Linked DNA regions of Homo sapiens: region 2 is linked to region 1. Evidence: chromatin contacts called from ENCODE Hi-C or POLR2A ChIA-PET data. All regions are on one chromosome and are shown on one strand. Each heading gives the region's core, a stretch centred on a gene start or an enhancer-like site at or near the end of the contact. The rest is flanking DNA. Distances are from core to core; before and after follow the strand shown. Region 1 holds the start of SP100 (SP100 nuclear antigen). Region 2 overlaps CAB39 (calcium binding protein 39).

The links. A loop is a pair of places that touch in the nucleus more often than their neighbours do. ChIA-PET counts read pairs that join two places held with the same protein, here RNA polymerase II (POLR2A). Pooled maps may share reads with other maps.
Region 2: a pooled map shows a loop between it and region 1 (2.3-fold over the local background). The contact joins the enhancer-like site here to the promoter of SP100 in region 1. A Hi-C loop is called at or near these places in 18 of 168 maps with a recorded cell type or tissue (CD14-positive monocyte, CD4-positive, alpha-beta memory T cell, CD8-positive, alpha-beta T cell and 13 more), 9 of 37 single-sample maps with no recorded cell type and 20 of 50 pooled maps. POLR2A ChIA-PET finds 5 or more read pairs at or near these places in 3 of 52 experiments (MCF 10A, T-cell and naive thymus-derived CD4-positive, alpha-beta T cell).

Annotation. Positions count from the first base shown.
Region 1 is chr2:230,414,613-230,417,532 of GRCh38, reverse strand. It overlaps SP100 (SP100 nuclear antigen), which reads right to left and starts at 1,332. Exons shown (of 29, transcript NM_001080391.2): 1 at 1,205-1,332. The coding sequence starts at 1,236. RefSeq lists an enhancer at 1,166-1,685.
Region 2 is chr2:230,779,934-230,782,893 of GRCh38, reverse strand. The region is part of intron 2 of CAB39 (calcium binding protein 39); the gene reads right to left. Among named protein-coding and RNA genes, the nearest start is that of CAB39, 69 kb to the right of the region's middle. Within about 2 kb of position 1,278, at least 9 of the 41 ENCODE cell types and tissues checked have a DNase peak (open chromatin) inside an H3K27ac peak, as active enhancers do; they include CD8-positive, alpha-beta T cell, HCT116, gastrocnemius medialis and 1 more, where a contact is called at or near this core.

The DNA of each region.
Region 1 (2,920 bases), core at 83-2,582:
CATTTTTAAGGTTTAGAGACAAGATAAATATTTGTTTAGATGTAAAAACCCAAAAAGAAATATATAATCATTGTTATGATAGCTTATTGGTAAATGTGAACAATTTAAAAACAATCTAAATGTCCTTCAATTGGAGAATAAATAATTATCATATATCAATTCTATGGAATAGCATGTATAAAAAGAATGAGGCAGATCTATATGTATTAAGGTTAAAAGATCTCTAAGTTTTCCACTATTAAAATAAGTAAAAATGCAAAATGCAGACTAGCACATGTAATATAATTTATTATAAATCAAGAACATAAATTACGTATTTACAAAAAATGCATTAGATATATAAATGCATAGAAAAATATAAGAAAAGCTGTGCCCAAGACTCTTCACAGGACTGGGAAGAGAAGCTACAAGAATGGCTGAGTGGCAAAGATGACTTTTTCCTTAATATACTTCTCCACTGTTTTAAATTTTATGAACAATAATGTACAGTGTATTTCTTTTGTATTAAAAAATTTAAAAGATTAAGTAATGTTATTTCTCAACTCACTACTAGAGAAAAGTTAGGATTTCCTTCTCTTTTCTGGTCAGAGGTATCCCCCATCTTGGGACAGGAAATTGAGGTAAAAATGAAAATATTTAGCCGTTTGTCACCCTGGGCCTTTTTCTTCCCTTTCCTTCTTTTGATCAAGGTTGATGGAATAAGAACTCAGACCCTGAGCCAGTCATGGGAACAGCCGGCAGAGGCCCCTTGCCAGGACAGGTGAGACCACAGCGTCTGATGTTTAAAAGTAAGCCAGGTGTTTACCCTGGAGTGTTTATTTTCTAAAGCACCTTTTTTGACATGACATATTTGAAGGTAGAGGAAGGCTGAGGGGTGAAAGGGTTCACAGATCATGAGGAAATAGTTAATCCCAGCCACCAACAACTGCTATGTTTAGAGTGTCCCGGTCAGCTGAGCAGTAAATCCAAAACAAGAAAGTCACGTGTGTTATGGCAAGTTGAACTCACACCAACAGCTGTCCTGCTCCTGTTTAAAAAATCTGATTTCCTCATTACTTGTCTTTCATTTCATTATATAACATCGCATACCTATGTTCTTGCAAAGAAGGATTAAAGTGAAGCCTTAGGCACAAACTGAACTAAAGGCATGAAAGCTGCAATATAGCCAGAGATAAAGGTTAAAGGAAGGGAGATAAAGACTCACCTGGTGCTCAGGTCGCCGCCCCCACCTGCCATCTTCCCACCCTAGGCCCTGCGTGGGCCTCAGAGCCTGGCCTCTGAGCCCCTCAGTCGGCCCAGCCTGCGTGCAGTGTGGCTGCCCAGGCCCCAAGCAGGAAGTCGGCCGACAGACTGACTCAGAAAGGGCTCCGCCCAAATGGGGAAAAGAGAAGTGAAAGTATTTAACCTCCTTCTGGGCTACGGACACTGTGTTTCTCCTCCTTTTTCACTCCAAGGGATTCTCAGCTTTTCTGAAATGTGGCAGAGGGTTGGAGGAGAGGCCTGACAAGCAGCAAGACCTGCAGGACCAGGGAAGGAGGGCCCAGGGGACGAGCAGGGCCAGCTCCCGGGTGTCCACTTGTTTGTGCAATACACAGCCAAAAAAAATGTCCTTGAAACAAAATTGTCCTTAGCTGCTCTGCCCTCTAAGAGGGGGCATAGTTTACATGGGAGTTGGGGGGGAAACTCCATGTTTGCCCCTTCCCCTTGCTGACATGGCTTGGGGTGGGAGTTGGAGGGTTGGAGGGAAAGCCAGAAACCTCAAATCTTCTCTCAGGCCCATGGGAGAGCATGGACTGGACTAAGGTAGGTCCTGACATTGGGACCCAGGGCTGGAGAGAACCAAAATGCTCAGCATTATAACCTGGGGAGAGTGTGCTTAGCCTTCCTGGAAATCAGCCAGAAGTAAGAGAGAACTCTCCACACCCCTGGGACCAGAGGCTGGAGCCAGCATGGTAAGAAAGGCAAACATTTTAAGGGGCAAGGGTTTAAGGAATCTTGACTATGGGGCCGCCTTGGAACAGCCAGGGGTGAAGAGACACCTAAGCTTCGGAGAAGTCACTGGAATCTTGAGAGAACAAAAGCTTCTCATTGGAGGAGGATGGAGGTTGGAACCCAGATGATCTAGACATGGAAGGGCAGGGTGGCTCCCGCGGGAGGTTCTATCTCTGCCCAGATTTTCCATTTAGATTCTGATTCATCATTCCTCAGAGAACAAGAAGCGACCGAGAAGACTCGCTTTACATCAGTATAAAGTCATAGGTAAAGAAACAGAAGCAAAGGGCGCATGAGAATGGGGCCACAGGACACAACCAGGGACCAGAACTCCAGGCCGGACCATGGGGCAGAGACAGGGAGGCAGCTGGGAGCCTGGGGGCGCTGGAATCCAGGGCCCAAGGTGAGCAGAGGGTGGAAGCTGGTGAGGATTCAGGGGCCAGAGGGGATGGCACTTCAGAACGGTGTTTTCCAAATGGCATTCTACTGAATCCAACTTCTTCCAGCTGTGAATAAGGATGCTTGTCCAGGTACATTTGAAAATGTGGGGGAAGGGGCTTTCTACCCTCACTCTACTTCTGCTCTTCTTTTCCCCATGAGTGAATGACCAGGCACCAGGACATTGGTGAGGACAGCTTTGCCGGTGGGCGAAGGTCACTGTTTCTATCAGGCACTGCACACCTGTAGGTCTCTCTCTCTTTCTCTCACCTGTAGGTCTCTCTCTCTTTCTCTCATTCTTCCTACCCCCCATGACTCCCCGACTTTATGGGGCTGAAGGGCTGGTAAGCTGAGCCTCTTTTGGGCACAGCTGTCCTTTGATCCCAGTCTCCATGAGGCACATTGGTCCCAAGAAGTCCTGGCATGGACCACACAGTATGCTTTGGTGTGGTTCACGTTCTCCCCTCTCGCTGCCTCTGGGCAGCAGGCA
Region 2 (2,960 bases), core at 29-2,528, 370 kb before region 1:
TTGCAGTGAGCCACCACTGCACTCCAGCCTGGGCGACAGAGAGGGAGACTCCCTTCTTCTCAAAAAAAAAAAAAAAAAAAGAAAGAAAGAAAGAAAGAAAGAAACAGCAGTCTGTTTCAATGTTGGAGGAAATACTTGCGGTGTTGGAAATCTTGAGTCACAGTACGGCCACACTGTTTACTGCTCTGTATGGACAATTAAAGGGTTTTCAAAGGTTAAGTTTGGTTGTGATTTGCCTTGTGCTCAATTTACAACGTAATTCCCTATGGTCTCACAGAGAAAATACTCTGGGAGAATACACATCAAACTCAGTATGGTCGTCTACCTGTGGGGTGGAGTAAGAAGAGTATTTGCTCCATTTCAGACTTGCTTGAATATTTTTTCTCACAATTCACATTCTACTTTTATTTAAAAAAGAAAAAAAAAGATGAGGTAAATTATATAGATCAAAATGATCATTATGTTGGTACTCATTGATTTCTTCTTCCATTTCTCCTTTTTCAGCCCTCCCCACGAGACATCCCCCCTCCCACATTTTAAAGATTTCTAACAAATAACCAAATAACCATGGACAATTATAAGCTGATTAAACAAAAAGCTTGAAAAATATATCCAAATATTACCAAAAGATGATCAGAAAATTTTAATAAGTGTTTCACAAGAGAAGGCAATTTAGCAAGTATTTACTAACTGAAGATGACACACACACAACAGATAAACTTGGTTGTGGCCGGGAGTGGTGGCTCATGCCTGTAATCCTAGCACTTTCAGAGGCCGAGCCGGGCGGACCACCTGAGGTCAGGAGTTCGAGACCAACCTGGCCAACTTGGTGAAACCCCGTCTCTACTAAAAAATGCAAAAATTAGCTGGGTGCAGTGGCATGAGCCTGTAGCCCTGGCTACTTGGGAGGCTGAGTCACGAGACTATCTTGAACCTTGGAGACAGAGGTTGCAGTGAGCCGAGATTGAGCCACTGCACTCCAGCCTGGGTGACAGAGCGAGACTGTGTTTCAAGAAGGAAAAAAACAAAACAAAACACAAAACCTTGGTTGTTCTTGTTTAGTTTTGACTTGGTTCCCTTCATAGCAGCTTGCATTAGGGACTATGCCTAGGGCCCCACCTCTGGCCTGCAGGCATTGTGTCAATATATTCTCTGCCCTTGTAACCACATCCTTCTCATCTCCTACCACCCCATTGGTCCCCTCACACCTACTGAGTAAGGTATTCACACTTACAGCTCCTCCAAACACTGTATCCTTTTCAAGCTGCTGAATCATCATGTCACCTAATCCACTGAACCCTTAATGACCACATTCCAGGTCCTGCCAAGCCTGCACATTTCAGTGCCACTCATGCGAGCAGCTCAAGGTCTCTTGGCTCCCCTACATAATCTTAAATGTGCTTTATTCAAATCTTTCTCTACTTGAGCTCCCAAATTTCTGAGCACTGTAGAAAAAGTGATGGAACTTGTGCACATTCGGTTCACCAATACACCATGTCATTCGACTTCAAAGCAGCTCAGAAACAATCCTTTAAACCGGGCTGATTTCCAACCAGTAACTCCCAGCAGCACATATTTCAAGACGGCTCCACTTTCCTCAAGAGCCATTAGTCTCTCTTTACTCCTTTATCTGAACATCTAGCTTCACTCCTCCTATATTAACATAAGACTTTCTAATTAAAACATTCTCAACTTCTTCACTACATCTTGATGTATTTCTGCATCCTATCTCAAACTTGTCAACACACTCAGAATCACCTGAGAAACTTTTAGAAGAGATGCTCAGTTCCCCCGAGATAATTTTTTTTTTTTTGAGATCAGGTCCAGCTCTGTTGCCCAGGTGGAATGCCGTGGTGCAATTATGTCTCACTGCAGCCTTGACCTCCCAGGCTCAAGTGATCCTCCCACCTCAGCCTCCCGAGTAGCTGGGACTACAGGTACACACCACCATGTCTGACCACGTTTTAAATTTTCTGTAGCAATGGGGTCTCATTATGTTGGTCAGGCTGGTCTCAAACTCCTGAGCTCGAGTTATCAGCCCCCTCAGCCTCTCAAAGTGTTGGGATTACAGGCATGAGCCACTGAGCCTGGCTCCAAGATACTTATTAATGACAAAAGGAAAAATAGTAATTTTCCAGTAGACACCACCTTAACCAAATGATGTTACTGACCATCATCAGTAATGAGACTATTGACATCACTGCCTCCTGAACTGATGCAATGAAAAGGGTACTTCACTTCTGTGGTATTCTTGCAAATGCATAATCGACATTGAATCATGAAGAAACATCAGGCAAACCTAAATCAAGGGACACTCTATAAAATAGCTGACTAGTATTTCTCAGAAGTACCAAGGGTCATAAAAGTCATAAGAAAGACTGAGGAACTGTTTCAGATTAAAGGAGACCTAGGGAGATGTTACGACTCCTTACATGTAACGTGTGATCCTGAATTAGATTTTGGTTCAGAAAAAGGACATGAGTAGGACAACTGATGAAACTTGAAAAAGGCCTGTGCATTAGTTAATAGTATTATACCAATGTTATTTTTTGGATTTTGATCATTGCCCTGTGGTTATAAAAGACGTTAACATTTAGGGAGGCTGGGTGAAAGGCACTCTTCTAAACCATTCTGTAAGTCTGATAAGTTCATCAATAATCTTTTTGCCTTTTCTTCACAGGTAAGGGGCATCCTACTTAGTTCCAAGGCTGATGGCTCTCTCTGTGCACTGGAGAAAGGGCTCCCAAACAAAAAGGAGGTTAGCTTTGACTCAGGTACCCCCTGTGCAATTGTGCCAGTTCTGTGGCCTCATGGAAACCTGTTGGGTCTTACTGGACCATCCGATAATTAAGGGAACTGGACCAGATGACCCCTAAGACCCATTCCATTTCTTTAAGATCTCAAACTCCAAATAAAGGTCTTCAATTCTCTTTTGCCCTGTCATCTACATTCCTTCTCTC